2 separate regions of the Mus musculus genome follow, and region 2 is linked to region 1. A link is a contact called in ENCODE Hi-C or POLR2A ChIA-PET data. All regions are on one chromosome and are shown on one strand. The core of a region is the stretch at or near the end of the contact, and the rest is flanking DNA. Distances in the headings are between cores, read along the strand shown.

Region 1 (7,777 bases), core at 3,623-6,122:
AACCATCTGTAATGGGATCTGATGCCCTCTTCTGGTGTCTAAAGACAGTTACAGTGTACTCATATGCATAAAATAAATAAATAAATCTTTAAAGGAGGAGGAGGAAGAGGAGGAGGAGGGAAGTGAATATTGGACAACCAACAGAGCCAGGTCACAATAGGATTTGACAAACCAATATTAAATCCTGTTATTCTCCGGATCAAACCCCATGAGCCAAGACAAAAACTTTACACAACCTAACATTTGTTTCATCTCTTCAAGCTGAACATGTTCTCAATACCATAAAAGCCACCCTTTCCTTACCTCTGTAACAGCAATTGCTTTACAGATATCTATTCTTCTTGAGTTTTATCTGGGCACATGGCCACCTACATTTTCCAGCTCTCCTGGAGCCTAGAATGACCATGTGACTAAGTGCCAGCCAATGAAAACTATCCAGAGATGATACACGCTGACTCAGGGTCAGACCCTCAAATAGCAAAGGTAGGCTCTTTTTCTTTTCCTATATTCTGTTGCCTGCAATAACAACTTAATTGGACATAGATGGGTTAAGGCAGCACCTCAGAGATGGTACCAAAACAAAATGAGGAGGCGCTGGGACCTCTGAATGTCATACCAGTTCAGGATTATAGTACAAGCAAGAAATTAACCTTTCTTCTTCTTCTTCTTCTTTTTTTTTTTTTAAGATTTATTTATTTATTTCAAGTATGTGAGTACTATAGCTGTCTTCAGACACACCAGAAGAGGGCATCAGATCCCACTACAGAAGGTTGTGGTTGCTGGGAATTGAACTCAGGACCTCTGGAAGAACAGTCGGCACTCTTAACCACTGAAACATCTCTCCAGTCCCTACCTTTTTTCTTCTTTATGCTACTGTGGGAGTATGTTGTAGCAGCTTAAATTGATTCCTACCCACTACATCTCCTCTTCAGGGTTTGTTGTTGTTTGTCTTTTCTTCCCAGACAGGGGTTTTCTGTGTAACAGCCTTGGTTGTTCTGGAACTTGCTTTTGTAGACCAGGCTGGCCTGGAACTCACAGAAATCTGTCTCCCTCTGCCTCTGTCTGGAATGCTGGGACTCAAGGTGTGTACAACTACGCTTTGCTTTATGTCTTTTTGTTTGTTTGGGGTTTTTTGTTTTGTTCTATTTGTTGTTTTGTTTTGTTTTGTTTTGTTTTGAGACAGAGTTTCTCTATGTAACCCTGGCTGTCCTGGAACTCACTCTGTAGACCAGGCTGGCCTTGAACTCAGAAATCTGCCTGCCTCTGCCTCCTGAGTGCTGGGATTAAAGGCATGCGCCACCATTGCCTGGCTTCTTCTTCTTCTTCTTCTTTTAATTAAAGTTTTAAAGTGTGTGTGTGTGTGTGTGTGTGTGTGTGTGTGGTGTTTGCACACATGCCACAACACACATTTAAAGGTCAGAACAGAACTTTGTTCCCTCCCCCCAATATGTGGGTTCTGAAGGCTCGGCAGCAAGTGCCTTTACCAGCTGAGCCAACTCACTGGCTCTTGTTATCTATTTTTTACTCTATTAGCTAAAATTAATTGAAGTCTGAGGATTTAAGCACAGATATTTCACCCATCAGACTGTACGGTGTTTAGAGTTTTCTTCTTGTGGTTCTGAGAACTGAAACTTGATTCTTGTACATACTAGGCAAGCACTCCTTGTCCATTTCACCAGCCTCCCTTGACATTTTGAGCCAAGGCCTCCCTGAGTAGCCCTAGCTAGCCTTGGACTTGTTATTCTCCTGCCTCAGCCTTTCCAAGCAGCTGAGACTACTCACCTGTGCCGCCAGGTTCTGTGGTACTTGGACTTTAAGCCATGCAAAAAAAAATTTTTTTTTAAGATTTATTTATTTATTAAATGTAAGTACACTGTAGCTGTCTTCAGGCACACCAGAAGAGGGAGTCATATCTCGTTACGGACGGTTGTGAGCCACCATGTGGTTGCTGGGATTTGAACTCAGGACCTTCCGAAGAGCAGACAGTGCTCTTAACCACTGAGCCATCTCACCAGCCCCCATGCAAAAATTTTTATTTGACTTTGTTTTGTTTGAGACAGGGTTTCTCTGTGTAGCCCTGACTGTTCTGGAGCTTGCTCTGTAGACCAGGCTGGCCTTGAACTCAGTGATACAACTACCTCTGCTTTCTGAGTGTGACAAGTAACAGCATGTGTCACCATTACTTGCTGTAGGCTTAGAATTTTCAAAATCTACTTTAATAAGGGGTCTTAAACACTTTAACCTCTCTTCTAGCCACCAGAGGTAGTGGAAAGGAAAGATTTATAGGACAAAGGGAGATGTGGGCCTCTTTGGGAGGATTCCAGTCTTTATTGTCAGCATATCAGCAGTTCAATTCACATGAATCAGCAGTGGTACCTTGATCCACTCACAAACACCATTCACAAATCAGCAACAGCAGTTCAATCCAGAAGAAACCCTGAGGCTCTGCAAATTGATCCAAGTCCAAAGAAGTGGCAAGCCAGAATATTATGAGAACGAGAAGTTATCTGGTGCGTTTCTCTCTATGATGTCTCGAAGTCACAACAAGCAATGATCAGCAAAGAAGGCAAGATTAACCAATGCCACAGCACTGTTAGTGAAGATCTGCATCAGCAAAGTCAAAGGAAGACCAGTAAAGAGTGACAAGGCTAACCAATGTCAGAGACCGGTGGATTATACTTCTACTCTTTCCAAATATCCACAAGTCCTCTCAAGTATCCACTCCAGCAAAACATCACATGCCCTTTTTCCAGGCAGTTTCCAGAAAAATACCATGTGTCTGTTCTCAGCAAAACATCCTCTCATAAGACAGCTTCCGGAAAAACATCACACGACACAACTGAGTCTCCAAAGAAGCCAGAAATGTCTACTTCAACCTGGCTTCTGCTTTTGACTTTTTATTAGAAGGCTGAGGATTTAACAGAGGGCCAGAGAAATATAATTTTTTCCAATGAGATATACTATTTACACAAAATTAAACTAAACCACGTAAAATAGGTTTAGACTTTTATTATTCTTTTTCCCAATTTCCTAAGTGTTTGTACATAATCATGTTCGCATGTATGTGGTCAAATGTGTGGGGAGGTGTGGACATGTATTTGTGTGTATTTGCATGTGTGTGGTCACACATGTGGGGAGGTGTGGACATGTATTTGTGTGTATTTGCATGTGTGTGGTCACACATGTGGGGAGGTGTGGACATGTATTTGTGTGTATTTGCATGTGTGTGGTCACATGTGTGGGGAGGTGTGGACATGTATTTGTGTGTATTTGCATGTGTGTGGTCACATGTGTGGGGAGGTGTGGACATGTATTTGTGTGTATTTGCATGTGTGTGGTCACATGTGTGGGGAGGTGTGGACATGTATTTGTGTGTATTTGCATGTGTGTGGTCACATGTGTGGGGAGGTGTGGACATGCATTTGTGTGTACCCTGAGGCTTGTGGCTGATGCTGGGAATCAATCTGGCAGGTTGAGGTTGCTCTTCCTCTTTATTCATTGAGACTAGGCCTCTCAGTCGAACCCAGAGTTTGCTGATATAACACAACCAACAAGCACATGAGTGTGGCAGGCATGTAAGTCGGCAGATGACCCAAGTCAAGGTGTTTGGGTACAGTTAGAGCTGAGAACAGGGCTTCTGCCTGAGGTAGCCAGGAAAGACTGTCTTAATTTCTACCGGTCTTAGAGTGAAAATCAAAGGAAGAGGAGGGGAAAGTTGAGAGGCAGAAACTGGTTTTTTGTTTGTTTGTTTGTTTACTTCACCTGATTACTTGTTTCCACGTCTAGACCTACGGGAAGGTAGAGTGACTACCAATTCCAAGTAGGAGAAGCTGTGTGAGAAGCAAAATGTGCTGAGCCAGGAAGGTCTCAGTCTGTGGTTCCTAAAGGTGTACACCAGTTTAATGACTGCCACTCTTCAAAAAACATTCCAGAACCCCTGAGAATGTGCTAGGCTAGTGTTTTTCAAGTTGAGACATACTAGAAATGTGTTACCATTCCTTCTGGAGCTCCCCTCTGAGTCAGAAGTCCTAGGACCCAGGCATCTGTTTAAAATAGCTATGTAGTGAGTTTCACCTGAGACTGTTGTACTTTAGGTATTATGTGCCAGGCAGGGCCCAGTATGAAACAGGTAGAGCTGATCCTTGACTCTTTGATATATTTTAATTTTATCATTGAAGGGAAGGGTGTGCAGTTCTCTTGGGTTTTTCGTCTTCTCTCCTTTCACTATGGATGTCTCTTTTCACCAGGTAGTCCCCTTTGTGTGGCCGATGCCTCTCTCTCTCTCTCTCTCCCTCCCTCCCTCACCCCCGAGCCTGGGTGTCTCTATGTAGTCTTGGCTGTCCTAGAATTCGATATGTAGACCATGCTGATGTCGAACTCACAAAGATTCACCTGCATCTGCTTTCTGAGTGTTGGGAGTAAAGGCTTGAGACACTGTGCCAGGTTGGTGAACAGCTGATTTCAATGAGGTGACGTGTAAACTGGGATGGAGGGGAGGAGAAGACAGAGCAGGTGTGCTCAGATCATACCGACAAGGGCTAGGGATGTCTTAGAGGGTGAACATCAACACTAAAACCTGGAGAGGAATCTGCACCACTGAGAAACACTGTAACTCCTCACAGAAAAGAGGTAGCCTCGGTCTGGAGAAATGGCTAGAGAAAAGTAAGGTAGTGACGAAGTGAGCAGGCTAAAGGCCGAACTGCTTCCAAACCACCCTTGTCCACCGACACGTCCATCTTTGCCTTCACTGGTTGGTTCTGAAAAAACTCTTCTAAGCTTTACACCCGCTCCCGGGCGTGGCTCAACTCTTCTGGGACTCTCCGCCTGCAATCTACTGTTGCCCGGGATGGACCCGCCCAACGTGATGACGTCAGAGCGCGCGAGCCCTCGGGAGGAGGAGTAGGGGCTGCGGGCCGGCGGACGCTCAGGCTTCGGTAACCTGTGCTGGGCGGGGGAGAGGAAGGGGCGGGGCGGGGAGCCCCCCGGAGTTGCTGTGTTGCGGACGGGGCCCGGAGCGGGAGTCCTTGGCACGCTCAGCTCTCGTTTCTTCCCCGCAGCAGGCCCCGCACGGCCAGGCGATGGAGTTTCCGGACCTCGGGGCTCACTGTTCCGAGCCGAGCTGTCAGCGCTTGGGTGAGGGGCGGAGCACGCGGGAGGCGGGGCCGGACGGCTGGGGCTGGGGACTGCAGGTAGGGCCAGGAGGGTGAGCACTGGAGCTGGAAAGGCCAGGAGGGCGGGGCTCGAAGTTGTGGGCGGAGACTAGGGGCGTGGCCAAATTGATCGTGTACTGTGAAAGAGGTACAGTGTGTTGCAAATAGGGCAGAGTTTTTCCTACCTGAGTAGCAGCTTTGCGCAAGAGGAAAGGACATCTAAGTTTCCTTTGAACCCGCAATCTGACCCATTCTCTGTAGATTTTTTGCCACTCAAGTGCGATGCCTGCTCGGGCATCTTCTGCGCAGACCATGTGGCCTACGCCCAGCATCACTGTGGATCAGCTTACCAAAAGGTGAGGGGGCGATCGTGAGGGTGGCAGGGGTTGGTGTATGGAGAGGAGAGCGGGTGCAGATGCTTTCAGGATCTGTCTATTTTATGTTTTCCCCTCTTAGTTATTGTGTTTCTAAGCCCAGCACTGGGTAACTTTGTTTTTTGTGTATTTGTGAGTGGTATATCCGGGTTCTTTAAGAGATTGCTTGGCTCTCATACTGACTCCTGACCCTTGACTATAGGATATCCAGGTACCTGTGTGCCCTCTCTGTAATGTGCCTGTGCCGGTGGCCAGAGGAGAGCCTCCTGACCGTGCTGTGGGAGAGCACATTGACAGAGACTGTCGTTCTGACCCAGCACAGCAAAAACGCAAGGTAAATAAATAATGGAGGGGTTAGTGAGACAACCCAGCGTAGTATACGGACATCTGCAAACCCAAAAGGCTAGCTCCATGGGGGCCAGAGGAGAAGATGAGTTTCCTAAATAACAAACCCTGTTTCATCTCAGATCTTCACCAATAAGTGTGAACGTTCTGGCTGCCGGCAGCGGGAGATGATGAAACTGACTTGTGATCGCTGTGGCCGAAACTTCTGCATCAAGCACCGTCATCCCCTGGACCATGAATGCTCTGGGGAAGGTCATCAGACCAGCAGGGCAGGGTAATTACCACCAAATAGCCAACTTGCTTTGCTTCAGCCATGTCTTCCTTGACCAAGGCAGTCTTTATGCTTTTTGCTCCATTTTGCTTGCAGTGCTGTGGACTGAAACTAGGCAAGCAAGCACTCTGCCCCTGAGGTACTGCCTTGGCCCTTTTGTTGTTTTGAGAGGTTTCACTTCTTAGCCCAGGCTGGCTTCAAACTTGTGGCAGTCCTCCTGCCTCAGACCCTCCAGTGCTGAAATTACAGCATACATTACTTCCAGCTCCCTTTATTCCTTGGAGACAAGAGTCCACAAAGTTGCCCCGGCTGTCATTGAACTCACTGTGCCCTGTACAATTTTCAGTTTTTCAGTCTGAACTTTCCAGGTAGCTGAAATTACTGACTACCCTCCTGACACCCAAAGCCTGTGCTGGAAGATTTATTAGAATGGTTTTCTTTTCTTCCCTTCAGGCTTGCTGCTATTTCTAGAGCACAAGGTCTGGCTTCTACAAGCACCGCCCCCAGTCCAAGCCGGACCTTGCCTTCATCATCCTCCCCAAGCAGGTAGGCCTACCCATTTCTCCTCTCCCCATTTTAACCCCTTCACACTTCTGACCACAGCCTGTTTTAATGTCTTCCATAGAGCTACACCCCAGCTTCCAACCAGGACAGCCTCTCCTGTTATTGCTTTGCAGAATGGCTTGGTGAGTTGGGGAAAGGTTGGATAGACTGAAGTAATTCTACACAGACTAAAGTCCAGGGAGACTGGTCTTTCTGTCTCCTTTTGCAGAGTGAGGATGAGGCCCTGCAGCGTGCCCTGGAACTGTCCCTTGCGGAGGCTAAACCCCAGGTTCTAAGGTACCTACTCTGAATGAGAACAAGATCTGTTTGGAAGGATGAAGGTGGGACCACACCAACCCACAATAGCTAAAAATTTGATTTCAAAATTAGATGAACCATATATCCCCAAAGGCCATACCAATGGCAGTAATTCTGATAAATACCATGTTGACTATAGAAAGTAAAGATGGAGGTCACACTCTAAAGTACTCAGTACCATGATAAGCTCTTCCTTTCCAGTTCTCAGGAGGAAGACGACTTGGCGTTAGCACAGGCACTGTCAGCCAGTGAGGCAGAATACCAACAGCAGCAGGTAAGAGGACTGTGTGGGCTGGGTCCTGTGTTGGTCCTGCCCAGCTGTGGGTAGTATTGCTGTGGGGTGGGGATCGTCCCTTTGCTTCCTTCCAGTGACTCCAGCTCACCCTGAGCCCTGAAAGGAAGCCTGTCCCCTCTGGTCTTTGACATCACACCATCTCCTCCTTCTCCTCTCCTTGCTCCAGGCGCAGAGTCGTAGCTTGAAGCCGTCCAACTGCAGCCTGTGCTAGGGCCCTGGGCTTGGGGAGAGAGGCTCACCCAAGGACTGTGACCCTCACATCTCCAGGGTCCACAGGGAAAGGAAGCACAGAGAAGCCTGGACAGCAGTGCCAAGCAGGAGTGACGTGGAGGACGCTCCATGGAGCCCGGAGAGGAAGGACACTCATGCAGCTAAGCTAGCTCTGCTGCTGCAGAAGAGGGTGGCCGGGAAGTGCTCTCTGGTTGGGGCCTTGGTAGGTGCTAACCAGACTCAATCCCTACAGCCTTTTTCATCATGTTAC
Region 2 (7,777 bases), core at 1,579-4,078, 83 kb after region 1:
TCTTTCTTTCTTTCTTTCTCTCTCTCTCTCTCTCTCTCTCTCTCTCTCTCTCTCTCTCTCTCTCTCTCTCTCTTTCTTTTTTCTCTCTTTCTTCCTTTCTGGTTTTTCAAGACAGGGTTTCTCTGTGTAGCCCTGGCTGTCCTGGAACTCACTCTGTAGACCAGGCTGGCCTCGAACTCAGAAATCCGCCTGCCTCTACCTCCCAAGTGCTGGGATTAAAGGCATGCACCACTGCCTGGCTGCACGGCTGGCTTTCTTATTCTCCCACCTTGTGGCAAGCACAGAGCAGTAAGAGAGCTGGAGAGAAGGTTCAGGGCCGGTGGCAAAGGACCACAGTTGATGTGGGTGGCACTGAGCTTGATCTGTCACTTGGGAGCCACATGCCCAAGTGGTTAACCAAAATAACGGATTTAACTTCTTGGTCCCCATACCCGTGAAATGGGAGATGATAAAGGGACCCTTTGTTAGGATTCTTATGAAGTGCCATGAGATAACATAAAGAGCCTGCATGTCACAGGCGTTCTCCATGAGTGGTAGTAAGGATGGATAAGAGGCAGTGGCTCTGACCTCATCCAAGGCATTCTGGTAACACCCAGGCCGCCTAGTCTACCACCATAGAGTCAGGCCTTTTCTACTCAGGCCCTTGGTCCACACCAGCCCTGATATCAGGTCACCAAAATGCATTCATCAGCAACAATTACTTAGTTCTAGCTGTCATATGCCAGCTGAATTTATGTAATTCTGCTGTAAGACCCAGCAATTGTTTAGCTTACTTGTGTGGCCTTAAAAAAAAAAAATCCATGCAGTGACCCTACAGTGACTCTACCAGGGGCAAGGACCCTACAGTGACTCTATAAGGGACAGTGACCCTACAGTGACTCTATCAGGGGCTTTGCTAGTACTTTTCCTTTTTTATAGATTTGGGGTCAAGCCAAGGCTTCATCCATATTATCACCAAAATGTTTACTTAAGTGGGGAAGAATTGAGAGGAGTAAAGGCAGGGGAAACTGTAGTCAAGATAAATTATAAAATAATCCAGTTTCAATAAAAGGGAGGGGAGAATTTCACACACACACACACACACACACACACACACACACCACATATGAAGAGGGGCTGAAGAAATGACTCAGCGGTTAAGAGCACTGACTGCTCTTCCAGAGGTCTTTGAGTTCAACTCCCAGCAACCACATGGTGGCTCACAACCATCTGTAATGGGGTCTGATACCCTCTTCTGATGTGTCTGAAGAGAACGACAGTGTACTCAAATCTTTAAAACTTTTACTTTAAAAATATTAACATTATTACTTATTATTCAGTAGTAAGGACTGAACCCAGGGTCTTGTGAAAGTTTTCAACCACTGAGTTACGTCCCCAGCCCCTTTTCACTATTTATTGGACAGGGCCTAACTAAGCTGTTCAGATTGGCCTTGAACTTGCAGATCTCCTGCCTCAGCCTCCTGCACAGCTGGAGTTACAGGTGCGTGCCATCTCTGCTGACATTTTTAAATGTGGGTGGAAACATGGAAATAATTTAATACTCTGACATCACTTTCAAAATGTGCCTCAGGTTGCACGATAGTCAGAAATCAGTCATCCTGGAGTTCAGAAACTACCAAGGTCCCCACCTCAACTCTTGCCCCTCTGCCTGGCACTGGAGATCCAGGCCAACTTGGCACAAGTCAGAGGAACAGATGGTTTCAGTATAGAGGCTTCCCTGCCACCTGTGTGTGAATGGCAAGGGATGCTGGGTGTTGTGTTACAGCAGGCTACTCCCTCTGCTAGTGTTTGCTTCAGCACCCTCCCCCTCCCCCTCCAAACTCCCTGCAGGGTAATCTTGGTCTCTTTCTACATTCCTGCCCCAGTTCTCGGAGCAGCCCTCAGGCTAGTCCCTTCTTGACCAGCCCGCCTGCCTGTTCCATCCATGGGGTTGCCACACCTGCCAATGACCACTTAGGTGGCTGTTCAACTGAAGTGAGACTATCAGCAGAGATCACAAAAATAAATAAATGATGCTGGCAGCCATGAGACTGAGGGGGAGAGGGAGAGACAGAAGGGAGAGGTGCAGAGGGAGAAATGAAGACAGAAAGGGGGGGCGGGGAGAGTGATGGAGATGCAGAGAAGAGGGAAAGGAAGGGGAAGAAAGAGCACTTGGGAGGCAGAGGCAGGTGGATTTCTGAGTTCCTAGACAGACTGGTCTACAGAGTGAGTTCCTGGACAGCCAGGGCTATCAGGACTATATAGAGAAACCCTGTCTTGTAAAACCAAAAAAAAAAAAAAAAAAAAAAAAAAGAAAAAAAGAAAAAAGAGAGAAAGAAAGAAAAAGGAAAGAAAAAAAAAAAAAGAAAAAGAGAAATAAGAAATAGAGGCAGAAAGACAGTAAGAAAGATGAGGATGGAAGCTAGAAGCTGGACAGGAGAGAGTGAAAGAGCAAGCCAGCACAGAGCTGAGGCCCAGAAGGGCAAGGCAGGAGGCAAAGCAGGGCCCCTGCAGGAGAGGAGCCCCTGCAGGAGAGGAGAGGGGAACCCCCGCCTCCAGGGACACACACACACACACACACACACACACACACACACACACACACACACACACACATTGGCTCCAGGCCAGCTAAGGAGCCAGATGGTGAAATGGCGGAGTGAGAATGCGGGTGTGAGAAAGGGCACCAGGGTAGGGTAGGACGGCCAAACTGTCAGTACTGGTTTGGGGATGGGAGGCTGGTGGTAGGGACAGAGATCAAGGGCGAGGCTCCAGGCCAGACCTTGTCCCCCAGTAAGAGCTCATGGGTGGCAGCTGGCAGCTTGCTCACCTGCGGAAGTCCAGCAGCGGCCGGGTGGAGGCCGGAGTGCCCTCTGCCGGCCAGCTGAGGAAGTGGAACTGAGTGAGCGTGCGCGTCTCCTGGGTCTGCAGGTTCTTAAGGTAGAAGCTCCGCACCAGGAAGTCCTCGCACCAGATGTGCTCCGACACCAGGTTCACCTGTCAGATATCGGGCACGGTCTGAGCACAGGTGCGCACGCGCTCCGCTCCAGTCCTCACCCTCCTGCTCCCCAAGCAGTGCAAATGTTAAATATTTCGGGAGGTTAAAGGCGGTAATTTCAGTCTTTGGATATTTATTTTCCCTGTCTTACATACGCATGGCTCAGAGTCCCTACAAATGCTTTTTGGTGCTAGACAGAATATACAAGCTTTCATGTATGTATGTATGTATGTATGTATGTATGTATGATGTGTGTGTATGCATGCATGAACCTATACATATACACATTCATATTTTAAAATGTCACCATTTACCCCTTACTGTTGGGTACTCTGACCTCATAGACGTGGTAGAGGGAAGATCCTTCATCCGGCCAGTAGCGGTCACACTGTTTGACACCGTCCTCCACCAACGGGGTCAGCATAACGATGACAGTGCAGCCACTCTCCCACACCATCTAAGGACAGAGATCCAGGTAAGCGGCCCTCTACGTTCCCTGGCTCTGGCAGGCTTCAGGGGCCTCAGGAAAACCCCTCTCCAAGCGTGCACCTGCCAGAAGTCCGCGATGGTGTGGGACAGTGGTCCCTGTGTGGCTATGTAGGCCGGCATCCGAGGGTCATGCTCGATCTAAGGGCAGAGAGGATATGTCATGAGCCAGAATGAGAAGGGCCAGCTTGGAGTGAGGCTTGGTCAAGAGTGGGCCAGGGTGTGGGGGAGGCTGAGATGCCTAAGTTCGAGGACATGGGCTCTACAGTTTCAGGGCTTGGCTGGAGTAAGAGATGACTACGGGGGATGGAATAAAGAGGAGCAGTGCTGATGGGCAGAATCAGTGTGGGAATCGGAGCTGCTCACGATGGGGCTGGCGTTGATGTAATCACTCCGAGAAGGGCTGCTCTCCACTTTCAGCTTGATTCGGGCATGGTCATCTGCACAGAACTCACAAATGACCTTCTGGCCCCAGGACTCTGCCACCCAGCCCGAACCAGGAGCCCCACTCCTCCCCATCCCCTACTCCCCACCCTCCACCTCCCACCCCCAGCCTCGAACTGCTCCTAGCAGAGTGTGGGGCCAAGTTGGCCCACGACTCGCTTACAGGGTAGGAAGTCAGGATGGCGGTTCTTCTTGATGTTGCTCTCATCCTGTGCGGCGGCACAGGTGTTTGGCTCTGCTTGGTAGGCGCACAGAGCCTGCCACTCCTTGGCCAACCGGTCCCGGTTCCGAAGGTGATCCTCCATGTATGCCTGTAGGGGGCACCACAGCCCGGCTCTGGGCCACACTGCCCGTCCTGCCTCTCCTGCTATGCTGTTCCCTCCCCACTTTAGGCCTGGGCCCTTTCCTGACCAGAATCATGTGTCCTGTGGAGATGTCCATGTTGGCCTGGGCGGGCTCCTCGCACCAAGATGGTGTGCTGCTGTGGGAACTGGGGCTGGCCTGGGCCGCGTCGCTGAACTGGGAGGACACACTGCTCACCCTAGAAGGCTCTGGCTGACCCTCCGCCCGGTTAAACAGGGACTTTGTGGCCATGTGCTGGCGACACAGGTCCTGCAGAGGAAGGATTGGGTGAGGGTGGGGGTCCTTAGAATCCCTCTACAAGGTTTCTAAGCCACAGGCTGGAGCTTAGTGGTCCTGCAGGCTTAGCGCTTGCCCAATGTGCGGAGTTCAGTTCCCAGCTCTCCAAACAAACAATGCCTTAGGCTTTGTCTCTGATCAACGGGATGAGTAAGATCTGTCTTTCGCCCTCATTCTTTTCTGCCTTGGTGCATATGACAACCTCAGATACCACAAAGTAGAATCCCAGAATCATATTCCTGGGAGGCATCTCCAGAGCCAACTATTCCCAGCCCATATTCATCTAAAAAGTATGTCCCAACACCCCTTCCAGGACCTTTCCATCCTTTACCCAGACAGGACCTCTCATTCTGCCCACATCCTTACTCCACACAAGACTGGGTCACTCGAGCCCCTTGTAGGTCCTTCCCTCCATGAGCTTCTATAGTTTCACACCTGGTACTCAAAAGTAGTGTCACCATGGGCCCCCTCCGGCCCCAGCGCTGCCAGGCGCTCCTTATCCCGCTGTCTCGAATGATGGCGCATACACAAGGCCACTGCCAAAGCCACTAGCAGCCCAGCGACGCCTGCCAGGGCCACTAGAGTAAGCAGCACTGAGCGCATGGGAGATATGCCATGGGCTTGTCGGGGAAGGACTTCAGCTGCTTCCTCCCTCTGTGGGAACAAAACCAGAATCAGAGGGATGGTTGCGGGGAGACTGGGCCTTGACTCCTACTTAGGCCACCTCTAGGGACAAAGCTGTGACAGGCAGGGGTATGAAGGTAACAGGCAGAAGGGCATACAGCTTCCTTCCAAATCCACAATGGACCAATTCAAGAGCTAGAGACTTTGGGTGATCCCACCAGAAGGATTTCCATAGAAACAGAAAAAAAGATGTCATGAAAAGGATGATATAGCTTTAAGAATGGTCCTTCAGGAAAGCGCCACTGCGCCATCTGTTGGTCAAAATGAGAACTACACAGAGACGGGCTGCATGGGGAAAGAAGGCTGGTGAGCCTAGTGAACTTTCAACCCTTTAAGTTCCTGTTCTTGCCTCCTCTCTTGTGTGCAGAGTCAGACCTACGAGGGCTTTGACAGATTCTACAGTTAGTGCTTACCTGTCCCACCCCTGTCTGCAAAATCTGGAGCCCTGTCTGCGCTTCCAGTTCAGACTTCACCAGCCCTGCAGGAAGGGTGCAAGCCAGGCTCTTTTCAGCCCTATGTGGGCTGGAAATAGTTTAGGGAAGGATCAGCACAGGAATCAAGGCTGGGGTCATGCGGAGCCTGGATTCGAAGACAGGGTGCTATTTACCAGCTTGCTGGGTCACATCTGCCAAAGACAGGTTCTGCTCATTGTGCCGGATTCGGAAGGTGACAGCTGGTCCCACCACACTGCCAAATAGGAAATATGTTACTCCCTTACCCACCGGAGACTCCAGATTCTAAATAAAGAGGCCGGCAAGGCAGATCAGGGATTCCCACGAGTGTGTCTAATGACAGGCAGATTCAGGATGAGGCTAGCAGCAGGCCTACGTGTGGCTCCCCTGCTTTGACAAGTTGGGGGGGGGGTCTCTGACCCCAGAGCTGTCTTCCCACCTCACTCAGGCTAGACGCCCCCACCCCCACCCCACGCTGTCCCACCACAATGGCAACCCCACCTGATGTTGATAAAGCTACCGGAGGACATATGCACGTGCTCAGCCAGAATCTCCAGCAGCCTCACTCCAGCCACCAGGCTCAGGGGTCTGCAGGAGGGGAGCAGGCAGAGAGGGAAGTGGTGACTCTCAGGCACTCTTTTGAGACAGGCCACCTCAAGACGTGTAGAACTACCCCTCCCCCCTCTACCTCTTTTTTTTTTTTTAAAGATTTATTTATTATTCTATCTAAGTACATTGTAGCTGTCTTTAGACACACCAGGAGAGGGCATCAGATCTTATTACGGAGGGTTGTGAGTCACCATGTGGTTGCTGAGATTTGAACTCAGGACCTTCGGAAGAGCAGTCAGTGCCCTTAACCGCTGAGCCATCTCTCCAGCCCCACTCCTCCCAACCTTTTTTTTTTTTTTTTAAATAGCACTGGATTCTTGCTCTTTGCTTCTTGCCAGACAGGCTAACCCAATCCCATAGGGACTGGAGGGCTTCCCCAGGATGCAGCACTCACTTCTGGTCAGTGACGATATAGCCATACTCCTCGGCCGATGGTCGAGCTGATGGCCGTCCCACCACTGTGGGCTGGCTCTGGCCCAAGGGACTTTTCTTCTCCAGAAGGACTGAGGAGGAGCCCAGAGGGCTGGGTGTGTGGGGAGGTTCAGGGAAACCAGGGCTCAGCACCTGCTGAACTTCGCTGGAGGCAGGGCTGGCAGTGAGGTACCCAGGAAGCGAGGGTGTGGGGGGCAGAGCTTCTGCTGGGTCTCCTCTCTGCATCTGTTGTATTGTCTGTTATAAGACAGGATGCAGGCGTGACTTCTAGAGTGGAAGGGCTGGGGAGGAGGGGCGGTCACACTTTGGGCTCTAAACTCTTTACAGTGGAGTTTAGGAACGGTTTAACTTTTTAACCCCCAAAGCCCACACAATGGCTAACAGAGAGCGCATCCATGGAGTGTGAATCGAATGTATGAATGTGGGAGTATAAGGTTTAGTGAGTGAAATATGGTCTGTAAACCACAGAATGGGGCTTCCATTCTGTGGGGTGGGGTGGTGATGGGGAGCTGAGCCCAATAATTGGGAAAGATAAACAGAAAGGCAGCGGTTTTTAGGCTTTTGTTCTGTGGCAATAGTTAGAAGCCTACACCTAAAACACAGAGACAAAGCTTATCTAGCTACAGCAGGATGGAACCTCCACCAAAGACCCCACTGTAGGAAACATGGGACTCTGAATGGATTGTGGTCAAAAGAGGAGCGGATTAAAGATTCTGGCTTCTAGTGCTGTTGACTTTAAGTGAGGCCGCAGGTGATTATTTGAAGTCTCTAGGCCTTAAAGTGAGGGACCAGAGGATAGATTCCGAGCCATGATCTCAAAGCAAAGGTGTGTGTGTGTGTGTGTGTGTGTGTGTGTGTGTATGTGTATGTATGTGTGTATATGTATGTGTGTGTATGTATGTGTGTATGTGTATGTATGTGTGTGTATGTGTGTGTATGTGTGTATGTGTTTGTATGTGTGTGTATGTGTGTGTGTGTGTGTGTGTATGTATTTGTGTGTATGTATGTGTGTATGTGTATGTATGTGTGTATGTATGTGTGTGTATGTATGTGT

Evidence for each region. Hi-C counts contacts between places; a loop is a spot of excess contacts on that map. ChIA-PET counts read pairs that join two places held with the same protein, here RNA polymerase II (POLR2A).
Region 2: a map of T-helper 2 cell shows a loop between it and region 1 (2.2-fold over the local background). The contact joins the enhancer-like site here to the promoter of Zfand2b in region 1. A Hi-C loop is called at or near these places in 1 of 37 maps with a recorded cell type or tissue (T-helper 2 cell). POLR2A ChIA-PET finds 5 or more read pairs at or near these places in 3 of 5 experiments (Patski and embryonic stem cell).

What each region holds. Positions count from the first base shown.
Region 1 is chr1:75,163,774-75,171,550 of GRCm38, forward strand. Zfand2b (zinc finger, AN1 type domain 2B) reads left to right here and starts at 4,873. Exons shown (of 10, transcript NM_001159905.1): 1 at 4,873-4,934; 2 at 5,058-5,133; 3 at 5,412-5,506; 4 at 5,727-5,858; 5 at 5,992-6,143; 6 at 6,594-6,686; 7 at 6,766-6,826; 8 at 6,913-6,980; 9 at 7,203-7,275; 10 at 7,463-7,777. The coding sequence starts at 5,079. The coding sequence ends at 7,507.
Region 2 is chr1:75,248,942-75,256,718 of GRCm38, forward strand. It overlaps Ptprn (protein tyrosine phosphatase, receptor type, N), which reads right to left. Exons shown (of 23, transcript NM_008985.3): 9 at 6,686-6,960; 10 at 6,184-6,270; 11 at 5,838-5,917; 12 at 5,644-5,708; 13 at 4,982-5,200; 14 at 4,319-4,519; 15 at 4,071-4,218; 16 at 3,830-3,903; 17 at 3,527-3,604; 18 at 3,315-3,434; 19 at 2,810-2,976. Among named protein-coding and RNA genes, the nearest start is that of Ptprn, 11 kb to the right of the region's middle. Within about 2 kb of position 2,829, at least 2 of the 3 ENCODE cell types and tissues checked have a DNase peak (open chromatin) inside an H3K27ac peak, as active enhancers do.